2 separate regions of the Homo sapiens genome follow, and region 1 is linked to region 2. Evidence: chromatin loops called from intact Hi-C (ENCODE). Cell type or tissue: OCI-LY7. All regions are shown on one strand.

The links. Hi-C counts contacts between places; a loop is a spot of excess contacts. Peaks named below come from ENCODE experiments on the same cell type or tissue, not always from the same donor. Only the 100,000 strongest peaks of a DNase experiment are listed, where the experiment ranks them.
Region 1: a loop joins it to region 2, with 5 times the contacts of the local background. A loop is called at or near these places in 1 of 110 quality-filtered maps.

What each region holds. Positions count from the first base shown.
Region 1 is chr17:1,225,154-1,233,153 of GRCh38, forward strand. It overlaps a transcript of ABR not described here. Among named protein-coding and RNA genes, the nearest start is that of BHLHA9, 41 kb to the right of the region's middle. RefSeq lists enhancers at 3,075-3,284, 3,440-4,144, 5,215-5,274 and silencers at 3,395-3,664, 3,755-3,814, 4,305-4,434, 4,455-4,934. In OCI-LY7, a CTCF peak has its summit at 1,814 (motif pointing right); DNase peaks (open chromatin) are centred at 1,848, 2,918, 3,438 and 4,608; H3K4me3 peaks cover 4,327 bases; H3K27ac peaks cover 2,679 bases.
Region 2 is chr17:1,119,521-1,127,520 of GRCh38, forward strand. ABR (ABR activator of RhoGEF and GTPase) reads right to left here. Exons shown (of 23, transcript NM_021962.5): 2 at 5,663-5,847. Among named protein-coding and RNA genes, the nearest start is that of ABR, 56 kb to the right of the region's middle. RefSeq lists enhancers at 3,437-3,979, 3,980-4,521. In OCI-LY7, CTCF peaks have their summits at 3,621 (motif pointing right) and 3,830; DNase peaks (open chromatin) are centred at 3,641, 4,231 and 4,501; H3K4me3 peaks cover 528 bases; H3K27ac peaks cover 968 bases.

The DNA of each region.
Region 1 (8,000 bases), 110 kb after region 2:
AAAAAAAAAAGAAAAGAAAAGAAAGAAAGAAATGGGGTCTCACTGTATCGCCCAGGCTGGTCTCAAATTCCCAGCCTCAAGCAGTCCTCCCACCTCAGCCTCCCAAAGTGCTAGAATTACAGGTGTGAGCCATTGTACCAGCCACATGCACCACGGAAAACCAAACCATCTGCGATCCAGAATGACTGGGGAGTGGGAAGCTCTGAGGAAGCAACTCAGCTGGGCACAGTGGCTCAGGCCTGTAATCCTAGCACTTTGGGAGGCCGAGACAGGCGGATCACCTGAGGTCAGGAGTTCAAGACCAGCCCGGCCAATATGGTGAAACCCCATCTCATCTAAAATACAAAAATTAGCCAGGCGTAGTGGCACACTCTTGTCATCCCAGCTACTCAGGAGGCTGAGGCAGGAGAATCACTTGAACCCAGGAGGCAGGGGTTGCAGTGACCCGAGATGACGCCACTGCACTCCAGTCTAGGTGACAGAGCGGGACTCTGTCTCGACAAAAAAGAAAAAGAAAGAAGAAGCAACTCAAAGAAAAATGACCTGTAGTAGTGGTTAATTAACACTTATGGGTGCTTCCTACGTGCCAGGACCCGTCCAAAACGCTTTAGAAATATGACCCATTTATTTCTCATATCAACAGCAGGAGAGAAGAGGTGCTTATTAGCCTCAGTTTACAGATGAGGGGACTCAGGCTCAGAAAAGTCAAATAACTTCTCCCAATGTCACACAGGCAGTCTAGCTTCAGAAACATGGTTTAATTCCGTGTTTTCAAACCTTTTTGTTCATCTCACAGCAAGAAATACATTCTACATCAGCTCCCAGTGTACACATACGCGTCCGCATAGAACCGAAACGGAGTCCAAAAACAGAATAATACTCGCCGTGTCCAATGCACTCATCTTGAGAGAGAAAAACCCCTGCCTGCCTGGAGCTTGCGTTTGACTGGAGGGAGACAGTGAATAAGACCCACATGCAAAATTGCAGCATCCACGGTGGTAATTTGGGGAATGCTGTAGAGAAAAATGAAGCAACAAAGGACAAGGGTGGCCAAGGAAGACCGCCCGGGTGCTTCTGTTGCCAACTGCACTAATTTCAATGAGCTGTTTCCCACAGTGCGAAAACGCCTTCCCTTAATCGCTCCACTCTAATGCCTCCCTGTATGCTTGAGGGCTCTTTCTCCTAGATTGTGTGTGCACACATGTATGTGGCAGTGTGCACATGTATGTACATGTGCAGGTGTCTGTGTATGCATGTATGTGGCAGTGTGCCATGTATATACGTGTGCAGGTGTGTATGTGTGTGCATGCATGTATGTGGCACTGTGCCATGTGTATACGTGTAGGTGTGCATGTGTGTGCATGCATGTATGTGACAGTGTGCCATGTACATACGTGTGCAGGTGTGCAGGTATGTGTGTGCATGCATTTATGTGGCACTGTGCACATGTACATATGCAGGTGTGTGTGCATGTATGTACATGTGAAGGTGTGAATGTGTGCATGTATGTATGTGACAGTATGCCATGTGTTTACATGTGCAGGTGTGTGTGTGTGCATGCATGTATGTGGCAGTGTGTCACGTATATACATGTGCTGCTGTGCGTGTGTGTGCATGCATGTGACAGTGTACCATGTGTATACGTGTGCAGGTGTGTGTGTATATGTGTGCATGCATGTATGTGGCAGTGTACCATGTATATACATGTGCTGCTATGCATTTATGTGTGCATGCATGTAACCAAGTGCAAGTCCACCCCCCACTCACTTCCTCACGAGGAGGCTTTGGAGACAGAGGCAGAACCCGAACATGTAGCTGTGCAGTGTGCCACAGGAGCTTGCCCTGCAGAGGGGGCTGGAATGGCACCTGAAATCTAGCCCAGGCATCACTAGCCAAAGCCGTGAGTGCCAGACACGTGCCCCAGCTCACGTCTGTAGTCCTGAGGAAGGTGACTCTTGTTATCATTGGTCCACCCAGAGGGGAGCATCTTTTGCAATTCCCAGGGGCAGCGCCGATTTCTAACGTGCATCAAGGTGCCCTATGTGCTAGAGTGTCCTAAGGGAGACAGGCGACGACTCACAGAAATAAAAATCACTCCCTGGGAAAAGCCTAGTGTACTGGGCACCCCGGGGAGGGTGACAGATGTGGGTCTGGGGGGAGACAGGATTGCAGCCAGCTCTGAAGCAGCTGGGGCCAGTTGGGTAGCCTCCACCAAGGGCATTTGGAACTTGGCACTAGGGTGAAATCTTCAGGCTCTTCCCTTAAGTTAAAGAGACATATAAAAATGTTACCAGCATGGGCGGCAAGAGCATTGCCTGTGGGAAACACAGCCAATCTTTGCTAAGGAATAAGTGTAATTGATCAAAACAGATGACTTGATGGACCTTCCAACTGTGCTTTTAGCAAAGTGGACAGTTTTTCATTCAAATGCAAACTCATCCAGATAAAATCTAATAATGGAGATTTTGGAACAATCCCAGCATCAATGATTTTTTTTCCTCCTTCACTGAGCAGGAAGGCATCTTAAATTCCTGGTTGCAGCTTGACCCAACCGGACACCACCAGTGTGCTGCTTTCCGCGTGGCTGAGGAGACCGTGACAGTTCACAGACACAGCAAAGGGCTCCCACGCCACCCCCATCCCCACCTGACCTCTCCTCCTTAGCCCCATTCCCACTCCCTGACCTAGAAAGAGCTCGGTGGACGCTCAATTCCAGGCAATCATTTATTCAGCCATTATGCGTTGAGCTTTGACTGCTGCAAAGCACCGTGCATACTACCAGAAGGGGGTTCAAAGATGACTAAGATCAGGCCCTGTCCTCAGAAAAGAGAGCAGATGCGAGGGGAGAGAGATGACAGGAGACCCGGTGAAGGTCTCAGCTCACCCCAACGAGCACTTAATCTTTCTGAGCTTCGGTTTCCTCTTTTATCCAGTGAAGACGCTGGACTAGACATGGTCTCTGGGCACCAGGCCAGCCGGAAAACGAGATGGGCCTAAGCCTCCCCTTGCCCTCTTGCTCCCAGACTCCTAGAAAGCCAAGAGGCCGGGCGCCGCCTTCTAAGAAGAAAACGAGTCCGCAGAGGGGGCTGGTGAGGGCCGTGGCCCTTCCCTGAAGTTTGCACGTGGCCCCAACACACAGAGCAGCCTGGAGAAGAGGAGACTAAGTTCAGAAAATGGAGTGGAAGGTTCGGCCTTCCGCGGTTAGGAAAGCGGAGCTCAGAAGGATCGGGGATTTCCGGGAGATGGGAAGCCCCTGGGGTGTGTGCAGAGAGGGGTGACAGACAGAAGGGTGACAGCACCCGGTGGCGCCAAGGGATCTGGCGGGGGCCAGGCCGGAGGGAGGGGCTGGGGGATGTCAGGGCCACGGAGCGCAAAGCGCAAAGGCCCGGGCGCCGGCCCTGCCGCCGCCGCCAGTTCATTTTCATAGAGTCGCCCGAGCTTAACGTCGCCTTGCACGTGTTTTCTAAGCTCCACAGGTGGCTTTGGGGTACACGGGCGCAGCTCACCCTCCTTCCCGCCCGCTCCCCGGCCCCGAGCTCGAGGTTAAACAGGGCCGCGGAGTCGGCCGGGAAGGGGTCCCGGCAGCCCGGGGTGGGGGGCGCGCGGCGGGGTCGAGCGGGGTCTGGGGGGGGCGCCCACCTGCGGAGAAGTCGTCCTCGCGGTCGGAGCTGTGCCGGCTGCCGTCGCTGTCTCTCTCCGGCGAGCTGTGGCCGGGCGAGTCCCGCTCGGGCACCCGCAGGAACCTGCGGCGCCGCCACGGGGGCAGGTGCTCGCGCCCGGGGGTCTCCTCCGCGGCGAGGGGCGAGCCCGGGCGGCCCTTGGCCTCGGCCTCCCGCTGCTCCAGGTCGCGGGTCCCCCGCTGCGGCCGCCGCCCCCCGGGGATCAGGTGCATCCAGCGGCGGGGGCTGCGCGCCCGCTCGCGGGTCCCGAACCGGCAAGGGGCCACCAGCCAGTGGCTGAGGATGAACTTCTCGTTGAAATCCACCATCTCGAAGTCGTGGTCGCCGCCGTCGCCCCCCTCGTCCGTGCCGGGAGCCGCCTGGGGGTCCCCGAGGGGCGCGTCGTCCTCCCGGGCCCGGAACCGCAGCTGGGGCTGCAGGAGCTGCCGGTGGACGGCGTCGGCCCAGCTCCTTCCCCCGCCGGCTTCTCCGGCCGCCCCGGGCCCGGCGGGCAGGTCCCCGCGGGGAGACTCGGCCTCGGGGTCGGGGCGCCCGGGGTCCCCGCGGGGAGACTCGGCCTCGGGGTCGGGGCGCCCGGGCTCCCCGGAGTCTCCGCCGCCGCCCCGGGCCAGCGCGGCCTGCGGGAGCGAGGCTTTGAGCTGCTCCTCCGCCAGCACCTGTTGCAGCCGCTCCAGGTTGAGTCTGCGGCGCTCCAGCTCCCGCTCCGCGTCCCGCACCGACTCCAGCCTCGGGACCGGCGCCTCCGCCCCGGGGAACTCGGCCCGCCAGCGCCGCTCGAACGCGCGGGGGTCCCACATGCCCCGAGCTCCGTCCGCGCCGACCCTTCCCCGCGGCCCCCGAAGAGACCAGAGGGAAAGTCAAGTGTCCCCTTCCGCCCTCGCGCCTCCTCCCCGTCTTCTTCCTCTTTTCTTCCCCTCCTGGGTTTCGCCTCCCTGACGTCGGCGGCTCCTCGCGGCGGGGGCGGGCGCCCCGGGGATGAGAACCCGCCCCGGGCATCCCACAGCCAGCTCGGGCCGCGGAGCCGCCGGGGGAGGGCGGGAGCTGCGGGGCCTGGACTCGAGCCTTCGCCGCCCGCCCCGATCCCGGCCCCGGACCCCGCCCGCCCCGCTCCCCTGTCGGCCCCGCTCCCTGCACCCGAGCGCGGGGCCCCGGACACCCTCCTGCCGGGCCGGGGGAAGACGTGGGGGCTGAGGGCGGCGTGGCTGGTGCCACTGCGGACCCGCGGGGTCGCCCTGCGCCGGGATTGATGGATTGATTGATTGATGATTGATTGATTGATTGACTGATTGATTGATTTTCCTTTTTTGAGGCCAGGTCTCGCTCTGTCGCCCAGGCTGGGGCACAGTGGCGCGATCGTGCCTTAAACTCACGTGACGAAGATCACGGAGCAGTTTAGTCCAAATCCGGGGGTAACGCTTCGGGGTTCTGTCGGCCCCTGTAAGCTTCTCTCCTCTTCTCACTGAAGCTCTTCCGGGAAAAACACCCAAGGATGACTGAGCCAAGCGGCTCTAGCTGGAGGCGCCCGGGACCTCAAAGCTGGACTCCCCGGGGACTGAGTCCAACCGTGGCTGCAGGGGCCGCGGCCTGGCGGAGGGTCCGCGTGGGTGTCTACGAGGATCCCCCCCGTTCCATCTCCTCTTTGCGGCCTCAGACACTTCCCCTGGGGAGGACGAGAAATGGGAGCTGGGCCGGGCGCGGTGGCCCACGCCTGTAATCCCAGCACTTTGGGAGGCCGAGGTGGGCGGGTCACCTGAGGTCCGGAGTTCGAGACCAGCCTGACCAACATGGAGAAACCGCGTCTGTACTAAAAATACAAAATTAGCCGGGCGTGGTGGCACATGGCTGTAATCCCAGCTACTCGGGAGGCTGAGGCAGGAGAATCGCTTGAACCCGGGAGGCGGAGGTTGCGGTGAGCCGAGATTGCGCCATTGCACTCCAGCCTAGACAACAAGAGCGAAACTCCATCTCAAAAAAAAAGAAAGAAAGAAACGGGAGCTGGAGAGGGGGCCTGGAGACGGGGGTCCCACGTGGCCCTGCCCTCCGCACCTGGCTGAGCAAGGCTTTCCAGTTCTTTTCCAGGGTTGTGGATGAGGCTCCACTGCCTGCGAAGAGAGGCCCTGATAAACCATCTCGTGCTTTCTTAAAGAGGGGACACCTTATCAATGATTCACGTTTCCTTCATTTTAAGCATGAAGAAATTGATCTAAGAGGCCGGGCGCGGTGGCTCACGCCTGTAATCCCAGCACTTTGGGAGGCCGAGGTGGGCGGATCACCTGAGGTCAGGAGTTCGAGACCAGCCTGGCCAACATGGGGAAACCGTGTCTCTACAAAAATACAAAAATTAGCCGGGCGTGGTGGCAGACGCCTGTAATCCCAGCTACTCGGGAGGCTGAGGCAACAGAATTGCTTGAACCTGGGAGGCGGAGGTTGCAGCGAGCCAAGATCACACCACTGCACTCCAGCCTGGGCGACAAGAGTGAGACTCCATCTCAAAAAATAAAAATAAAAAAAAGAAAGAAAACAAAGAAATTGATCTAAGAGGCTGACTTGGCAGCTGGAAATTCTTCCTCCCCACAGCACCTTTTGGGGACTAGAGCTAAACTCAGCCACCTTCTCCATAGCCCCTGCCACCCACCCGGCTCTCACCTGAACCATGGGCACAGGCCGTCCTGGTCCCACTTTTCCAGCCCCTTAATTCATTCCTCAAGGCTACAAGGAAGCAAGGAAGATGTTTCTTAACCACAAATGTGCCATGTGTTTGCGCCCTTTCTTGGCTCCCGTCGCGTACAGGGTGGAGTCCAGACTCCTTGGCCTGACGCAGGAAGTCCTCCCACATCTGGTCTCTGCCCACGTCGCTGCCTTCTTCCTATAATTTAGCCTTGCCAGCTCAAAGCTGGCCCCAAAGACCTCACACCCTTTTCCTTTTCCTTGGAACTTCTCATCTCTCCCTACACGCTTGCAAAAGTCCCCGCTGCCTGGGGACCTCCCCCTCTGATGAACCTTTTCAGCCCCTCCTCGCCCTTGTTTGTATCAGCATTGGATCTCATGCCTGCCTTTTATCTTTGTTTGCCCTTGTTCCACCTTTTTTTGTTTCTTTTCCTGTAGAGAGGCAACGGCTTCTCCATCTCATCTCACTCCCTGAAACGGCAGGGGGCCATGAGCAAATGGAACAAATTTCAAATCCACCATCTCGGCCAGTTGCGGTGGCTCACACCTGTAATCCCAGCACTTTGGGAGGCCGAGGCAGGTGGATGACCTAAGCTCAGGATTTCAAGACCAGCCTGGCCAACATGATGAAATCCCGTCTCTACTAAAAACACAAAAATTAATCGGGTGTGGTGGCGGGTGCCTGTAATCTCAGCTACTCCCAAGGGAGGCTGAGGCAGGAGAATGGCTTGAACCCAAGAGGTGGAGGCTGCAGTGAGCAAAGATCACGCCATTGCGCTCCAGCCTGGGTGACAGAGCGAGACTCTGTCTCAAAAAAAAAAAAAAAATCCCCCAAAAAGACAAAAAAATCCACTATCTCAAAGTCGTGCTCACTGCTGTTGCCCCCATCATCTCATGTTGCCCAGGCTCCTCTTGAACTCCTGGGCTCAAGCAGTCCACCCTCTCTGCCTCCCCAAGTGCTGGGATTACCAGCATGAGCCACTGGGGATTCCACCTGTAGGGTAGCGGTGCAATTACTGCTCACTGCAGCCTGGACCCCCTGGGCGGAAGCCATCCTCCCTCCTCAGCCTGCGGAGTAGCTGGGACTACAGGCATGTGGCATCATGCCTGGCTAATTTTTGTATTTTTCGCAGAGATGGGGGTCTCACTGTTGCCCAGGATGCTCTGGAACTCCTGGGCTCAAGCAATCGGCCTGCCCTGGCCTCCCACTGTGCTGGGATTACGGGCGTGAGGCACTGCATTGGACTCCACTTTATTGTAGTTACCAGTGAGACCTTCTGTTTCCCCTACTCTAAGAACCCCTCAAGTGCAGAGATTGTGTCTTTTTTCATTTTTGTATTCCGACACCTTCTCGCAGAGTGTGGTATAGAGATGACTGATAATTGTTGAAGGAAAGAAATGAACGAACGAACAAACAGACAGATGCATGAACCCCCTCCTTGCCTCCTGCTGGGCTCTCCTGTCCTGAATCACTCCGGACTGGGGCACATTTGCTTCCCACACGTCAACTCCAAGAAAGAATTTCCTTTCTTGCCAAAGTCTGTGTTTACTCATTTTACTAATATCCCTCTTCCTTCTTTGTTTATTCTTTTCCTTTTTTTTTTTTTTTTTGAGACAGAATCTCACTCTGTCGTCCAGGCTGGAGTGCAGTGA
Region 2 (8,000 bases):
TTCCCAGCGTTATTGCCTGAGCCTTCCTTGCTCCTCCCTTCCTCCTGACTGAACATCCCAGAACTACTTGGTTCCATTCCACAAATACCAGTTGAGAACCCCTAGGTGCCAAGAAGCTTCCACTGGGGTCCACAGAGATGATCAGGGATTAAGGTCCTGATCTCACAGGGCGGATGCACCCCACAAGTGACCGTGCACACCTCCCAAACTGCAGTAGGATCAGCGGCGGGGTGGGTGTGAAAGCTTCACAAGGGAGGGCGTGTGAGCGGGACCTGACAGCGCTGTGCAGGCTCTGGCATCATAGAAACCCAAGTTTCAATAACACGCTGCCCCACTGGCTGCATGGTCTTGGACAAACAATAATATTAATAGCTATTATTAAGAGATGGAGTCTTGCTCTGTCACCCAGGCGGGGTACAATGCCTATTCGCAGGCGTGATCCTAGCACCTCTCAGCCTCCAACTCCTGGGCTCAAGCGATCCTCCTGCCTCAGTTCCCCTTGTAGATGGGATTATGGGAGTGAACTACCATGCCCAGCTAATCTTAGGCAAATTACGTCACCTCTCCGAGCCCCAGTTTTCGCACCTGTAATGTGGAGATGGTTATAGCACCTACCTCATAGAGTTGTTGGGGCTCTTAAATGAAACCAACACGTGAAAGGTTCAGCACAAGCCTCTCTAAGCAGCTGTGATGAGGGGGAGGAGGAGGAAGAGGATGATAGGGACAATGATGATGATTTTTTTTTTCCTTTTTTTCTTTTTCTTTTGAGATGGCATCTCACTCTGTCCCCCTGGCTGCTGGAGTGCAATGGCGTGATCTCAGCTCACTGCAACCTCTGCCCCCACTGGGTTCTAGCAATTCTCCTGCCTCAGTCTCCCAAGTAGCTGGGATTATAGGCACCTGCCACCACACCCAGCTAATTTTTTGTGTATGTTTTTAGTAGAGACGGGGTTTCACCATGCTGGCCAGGATGGTCTTGAACTACTGATCTCAGGTGATCCACCCACCTCGGCCTCCCAAAGTGCTGGGATGACAGGCGTGAGCCACCGCACCCGGCCAATGGTGAGGATTTCAATTCGCCTCCACCCTTATCTTTGGGTTCTCCTGCAGGCTGGAGTCTAATCCCCTGTTTCGATTTTACATTGACAAAGCATTCTGCCAAACACCATCTCACAGAAACCTCACAACAGCTGTGAGGTTTGAGCCCTGTGAGGTCAGGAGGGAGGAAATTCTCAGTGTCTTCACACTACAGATGAGCAAACTGCAGCTCTGGTGGGGAGTCATGAGTGACACCCCTCAGGCCACACAGTGAGACAGTGGTAGAGTGGGGACAAAACCCAGTTCTTCTCTCTGCCTTGTAGCCCCTTTTTACTAAGCTTCCCAAGAGGCAAGCAGACAGAGGAGTCTGTGGCCTGTGGGGAGGCGGGTTTTCTGTAAGACCATGGTCCTGCCTTAGGAACCTACACCCCCACTTGTCAGCTGAGATGAGTCCTGGCCCTTTCTTCTCAGAGTGAAACTGGGCAGTCTCCGCTGAATGGAGCCACCCGTGGTCTGTGGGCCTGGCCCTGCCGTGCTGCCCTGCTCAGCCTGGACTTGGGCAGGGTTTATGGGGCAGGGCTTCAGGTTTCACCCTAATACCTCTGTGGGATCCATGTCTTGGGGACACAAAAGAAGACAAAGGCAGAGTGCAAGGCTGTGGAAGGGCGTGCTGGGGAGAGAGGAGCATGTCCTGCCAACACCGCAGAGACCCGGCTTCACCCGGGGCCACCCCATGTGGCAGAAAGGAGGTTGATTGCAAAAGCAGGTTCGGTCATGGTGCAGCAGATATTGATCAGACTTGGTCTTTGCAGTGGTAATGCTGTTGGCTCCCCAGCCCTCTAAACCTGGCGAGAAAAGTCTTGTGGGCCCTGGTGGCCAAGGGCTGTGCACTTTGGTGAGCCAGGCCTAATGCTGCAGGCCTCCCCTCATGCTGAAATTCCGCAGCATCTTCCTGCAGCTGCTCACAGTGGGATGGGAGCTGAGTCCCCCCAGGCAGGGCTCTGAGCCCTGCTGTGGTCTGAGAGCTGCTCACAGTGGGATGGGAGCTGAGTCCCCAAGGCAGGGCTCTGAGCCCTGCTGTGGTCTGAGAGCTGCTCACAGTGGGATGGGAGCTGAGTCCCCCAGGCAGGGCTCTGAGCCTTGCTGTGGTCTGAGAGCTGCTCACAGTGGGATGGGAGCTGAGTCCCCAAGGCAGGGCTCTGAGCCCTGCTGTGGTCTGAGAGCTGCTCACAGTGGGGCCTCCTCCCCACTACCTTTCAGGGGAGTTAGAGCTATCTAGAGACAAGGAGACTGAGGCTCAGCGGTATGAGGACACTTGCCCAATGTCTCACAGCTAAAGAGTAGATTTTCTTTTATTTTCTTGAGATGGAGTCTCGCTTTGTCACCCAGGCTGGAGCGCAGTGGCAAGATCTCGGCTCGCTGCAACTTCCACCTCCCAGGTTCAAGTGATTCTCCCGCCTCAGCCTCCTGAGTAGCTGGGATTACAGGCATGTGCCACCACGCCCGGCTAATTTTTGTATTTTTAGTAGAGACAGGGTTTCACCATGTTGGCCAGGCTAGTCTCAAACTCCTGACCTCAGGTAATCTGGCTGCCTCAGTCTCCCAGAGTGCTGGGATTCCAGGCGTGAGCCACCGCGCCCAGCCTGAGAGTAATAGATTTTCATCTGCGCAAAGCTTATCTGCTTTCCATCCTGGGTGGCTGAAGGAATAATAGTATGACACTTCATTTTCTAGGCCAACCTGACTAGGCCACAAGGTGTCCAGATACTTGTCCAAACATTAATCCGGACATATTTGTGAGGCATTTGGGATGAGGTTGATATGTGTATTGGTGGACTGAGTAAAAAGACTCCTCCCCAGTGTAGGTGGGCCTCATCCAATCCACTGAACACCTGAATTAACAAAAAGGCAGAATAAGAGGAAGCTCCTCTCGCCTGACTACCTGAGCGTGAGCTGGGATGTTGGCCTCCTCCAGCCTCCAGACTCGGACTGAAACACTGGCTCTTCCTGAGCCTCGAGTCCACTGGCTTATGAGCTGGAATTTACATCCCTGGCTCTCCTAGCTCTCAGGCCTTTGGACTTGGACTGGAACCAATATTGGCTGTCCTGGGTCTCCAGCTATTGACTGCAGAGATTAGGACCTCTAAGCCTCCATAATCACCTGAATCAATTCCTTCTAATACTTTTCTTCGTATGTAGATATAGATACAGATAACGCACACACCCTGTTGGTTTTGTTTCTCTAGAGAACACTGACTAACACAAAGACTCAACCTTGGGCTTCCCGTTGGCTGCATATTTGGGCGTGGAAGGCCCAGCGATAAGGCGGTGCCAGAAGCCAGATATCTGAATATCTACAACAATTGTCTGATTTGGTCCAGAAGTCCCCCCTGTTCCCAAGGCCCCAGCAGGAAGCCTGGTAGGGGAGGGGACCTGTTTGGCCAAATAAGCACAGCCAAGCCGCAGAAACCTCGGTCTTTTATTAATAGTGTTTTTAACCAAAACATCCCCAAGTACTCAGGAAGAGGCGTCAGCTCCCTCCAGGCACCCCGTGTAAACAGCAATCCCTGCAGAGTCCACTAGGTGGGGCCGGTGACCCAGCAGAAAGGGCAGAAACGCTCCCTGAGGAGGGAAGGCAGGTGCCGCGGATGGGACCTTTGCCCGGACGATCCCCAGGCTGGACAAGTGCTCCCTACTCCTGCCTTGCGTGGCTTCTAGTCGATGGTGTAAACATCAACCCTGGGGGCCACAAGCACTTTAGGGGGCAGTCACTCTAGCATCTCTGGATTTCAAGGTCCTCAAGCCAAGTGAGTCCCTCGTGAGCCACCAAGCAAGACGCACAGCCACCAAGTCAAGTTCTGCCCCGAAGCCCCGGAGCGCCAGGCGGGGGCATCTGTGCGTGACGCCCGTGATCTGTCTCCCGAGAGAAGGCACCTGCCAGCACCAAAGGAATCGGAAAATCGACGGACACGGAAACCAGTCATGGTGGTCACGCGACAAGGACAGGGCACAGGGACAGGGAGCAAAGAGGGAGGTGGCGCGGGGACAGGCAGCGGCAAAGACCCTGGCCCCACACCGGGATTCCGCAGCATCTTCCTGCAGCTGCTCACAGTGGGGTGAGAGCTGAGTCCCCCCGGGCGGGGCTCTGAGCCCTGCTGTGGTTTGAGAGCTGAAGGCAGAGATGGGAGCGAGAGTCTTCTCCTCCTTGCTCTCCCCTGGTTGGCCCCCGTTCAGGTCCCTGAACACCTGCTCTGCCTCCTTGGGTTACTATTTGTACCCTGAGCCCAATGCCTCCAGGAGAACCAGGGCAAAAACCCTGCCCCCGCAGGTCCGAGACGCTTGTCTCTAACCCGCCTCCCGTCTTAGGGCAGGTCAACAACACACTGACCAACCCCCTCGCCGGCCCCCTTGCCTCCCACCTGCCCCCCGCCAGCCCTTCCCACAGGTGCACGCCTGGACTGCCGCTAAACTCGGCCTCGGCCTCTGTTGCCATGGCAGCAATGTGGCTTCCCCCAAGTGGGAAGCCCGTTGCCAAGGCCCTTGTTGCCAAAGGCTATAACAGCCACCCCGGTGTGTGAAGAGGGGTGAGAGCTCTGTGGGGGGTGGAGGGTGGCCGGGGGGGCTGGAAGGAGCAGGGGGTTCTCAAGAATGGGAGGGTTCAGGCGGCCTCAGCTGGGGTGGGGGGGCACTAGCCCCTGGAGGAAGAAGAGGCAGCCCGTGGCATCTCAGCGACTGCTCCTCTGGGGACGTCAGAAGGCAGGACGGAGACCCCCTACAAAACACACCCGGACGAGCAGGACCAAGCAAGGATGGGGCACTCCCACCGCCTCCTGCAACACACACCCCCCACAGAGGACCGGCTTGGATTCTTCTCCCCCACCAGCTCCAGGCAAACAACCCCCAGAACCTCTGTTTTGCTCGTTCATGTGTCTCCGACAGGCACACACGAGCTGCGCTCAGACAGCGTCAGTCCCTGTCGCCAGGAACACGTTAATGACAAGGACCGCAAACCCTCCACAGTTTCTATCCCTGGCCTGTCTCAGAGCACATACTTAATATTCCTTCTACAATGCTTCTCTCTGGAGCAGAACTCTTGTCTCTGTCAACAAGGAGAGGTGGATGCCATCAGAGTTTGTTCCCTTCCAGAGTGAACAGAGGAGGGCTGGAGCGGGCAGCTCATTGCACCCACAGGGAGCACCAGGCCCAGGCTGGCTTTGCGGGAGCAGCATCTGAACACCTGGAGCCCACGGGCCACGCATGCAGCCACTGCCTGGCCTGGGTGCAGAGGGGAGGAGAGCCTGGTCCTCTCCTGGGTCCTCTGGAGGAGACAGGCTAACAGGGGAAAGCTGAAAGAGGCACGGAGGGGTCTGGGAGGCCTGGGGAGCAGACGGCTAGTAGACGGGGAGAGACAGGGGCGGCAGCGTTGGCAAAGCAGGTGGGGAGGGAAGCCCGAGCCTGAGAGGGGTCCAGGGCCAGGACGAGATGACGAGGCACCAAGAACGGCCAGGTCCAAACGTCTCCAGTCCCAATCTCTCGAGACCAACCCAAGCAGGGCCTGGCCCACGATGCCCAGGCCTTCCCGTCACCCCTCCCCAAACCCAGAAAGAAAAGCCGGTGTACCTACCCCAGGAGCCAGTCCCTCAGGTGGAGTCGGGGAGACGCCATCCCCCCCGCCCTGGCTGCGGGCGCTGAGCTGCGGGGACATGGTGGGCGACTCATCGATGTACGGCATGGTCTCTGAGCCCTCCGGGGGCCCCTTCTGCTCCTCATTCCCCTCTCCGTCGTACTCGTCCGTCCCGTAGCTGAAGTCTGAGACAAGGAACAAGAAAGGCCACTGAGAATCCTCCACCAGAGCTGCCAGGGACTGGTAGCGTAGTGGGCGCCGGCGGCGGCCCCCGGCAGCCATGGCCCCGGCCGCACCATCCACGCCTGGCCCGGGCGGGGGCTGTGCGGGGGCCTGGGCCTGGTGAGGGGCGGGGGAGAGCCAGCAGGCACCGGGCCCTGCCCGCTCCGGGGCTGCTGGGAGGCGGGGAGGAGCGGCTCTGCTGTTGCTACCCGATGAAGAGCATGTCAGCCGCGTATTTCAAGCTGCTGTTTTCTTTGCCTTCTGCCTAATTCCAAGTGTAAAAATTAACAGTGGGAGCAAGAGGCAGGACGCTTCCAACTCTCCTCTCTGAGTCACCATTTTGCTTTTTATAGGGAATAAGGAGGTGGGGGGGGCCGGTCGATGTCACTTCCTGTGGCCCTCCTCCTTGGGTACCATTTGTACTGAGCCCACTCCCTCCAGGGGTCCAGGGCAGGTTCTGGAGTGTGGGAGGGGAGCCCTCAGCCCTCAGAACAAGGCCCCGCACGGAGGACGGAGCCCAAGGCAGCAGGGCGTGGGCGAGGAGGCTGTGCCCAGGCCTGGCAGGGACAGGGGCTCACAGCAGACTCCTCGGAGCCGGTGCTTATTTCTATCACCCCAGTGTGGGCTTCCTTCAAAGGAGGAGGGAAGGAAAGGCGACCGGGAAGTTGAGCCGCATTAACCCCCCAGGGCTGCCAGCACCACTTGGGCTCCAGAGCCCAGGCACGGAGCCCACCCACCTTGGGAGGGGAGGCTGAGCCAGTGCAGCGAGCGGGGTGTGCAGGTCAGCAGCTCAGGGCTTCACATTTTCCAAAAGGGTTACGAGGGCGGCCTCGGAAAGGCCCCTGCGTCCAGCCCCACCAGCATGGCTATAGGAGGGACCCTCCCACAAACCGGCCCCTGCCCCTTGGCCTGTTTGCTCCCCAGCTCTGACCCACCACGACTGGCAACGGAGAACGTGGCAGTGTTGCTCCCGAGGGCTGTGGTGGACCTCCTTGGGCTGGGGCCGCCAGCGGGGGGTGGACACCCCTCTCACACTCATCGCAGAGCAGGGGTAAGCTTCAGCACTCGTGCGGGCCAGCGGGAGCTGGCACCGCAGGGCGTCCTGGAGACACGAAGATCACCGTGCCGGCAGCCTTGGGGCCAGCAGGAGCCTCCTACGCACTGGACTGCCCAGTGGCGGCGTCCGCTTGTTAAACCTCCCCGGGTATCTTCCGGGCGGGACTCCCTGGCCAGGCATCTTCGGATCTCGCACAGTGTGATGGGGGAGGCTGGCTGAGCCTGCCCTGCCATCTGCCCAGACATCCTTTCCTCCAGGTCACCCTCCCCATGGCACCTGGCCCCCTGGCACCTTAGTGAATCCTGCCCCTTTGTCCTTGAGCCCCTGGGGCAGGAGGTGAGCATCTGAGTCATCACTGTACGCCAGCACCCACAACCCCACCTGTGGCAGGCTCTCGGGGAAAGTGCGTGGAGCGAATGAATGAGCAGAGGATCGCACCGTCTGTCTCAGGTCTGAGGCTTCAGCCAAGTCCCAGCCAGCCAAGTTCTCCACGGGGGCCCCAGCTCTTCCCTCCTCTGTCACAACACACCAGCCCACAGGCAACCAGCAGCTGGAGAATGGTGTCAACAGGTCACCGGGACGCCTGGCCGTGGCCACACTCTGCCCAATCTGGCCTTTTGGCAGCCGAGCGCTTCCCCTAGGCTCGCTGCACCTGCTTCTGTCGGCTGCCTCTCCTCGTCCCTGAGCCAATGCCCCATTCAGCTGCCAGGGGACATGGACTAGTTTTTTCCCTAGACAGGGTTGTGTATGAAGAACCACAGGACCCAGGGATGCCCCATCACTGAGATGAGTGTACACCACACACCCGGGCAGGACCCAGGGATGCCCCATCACTGAGACGCGTGTACGCCACGTACCTGGGCAGGACCCAGGATGCCCTCCCACTGAGATGTGTGTAGGCCACGCACCTAGGACATAAGGCCCAGTGCCCTGGAGACCATGACACTTGTGTCTGTGGCTGAAGGGATGTGAAATGACTCTGGTCCTTCCAGGGGGAGGAGGAAGAGGCACAGCGGCACCCAGCTGGCCTGAGTCTGGGTCCGTGAAGGGCCTGGCCGT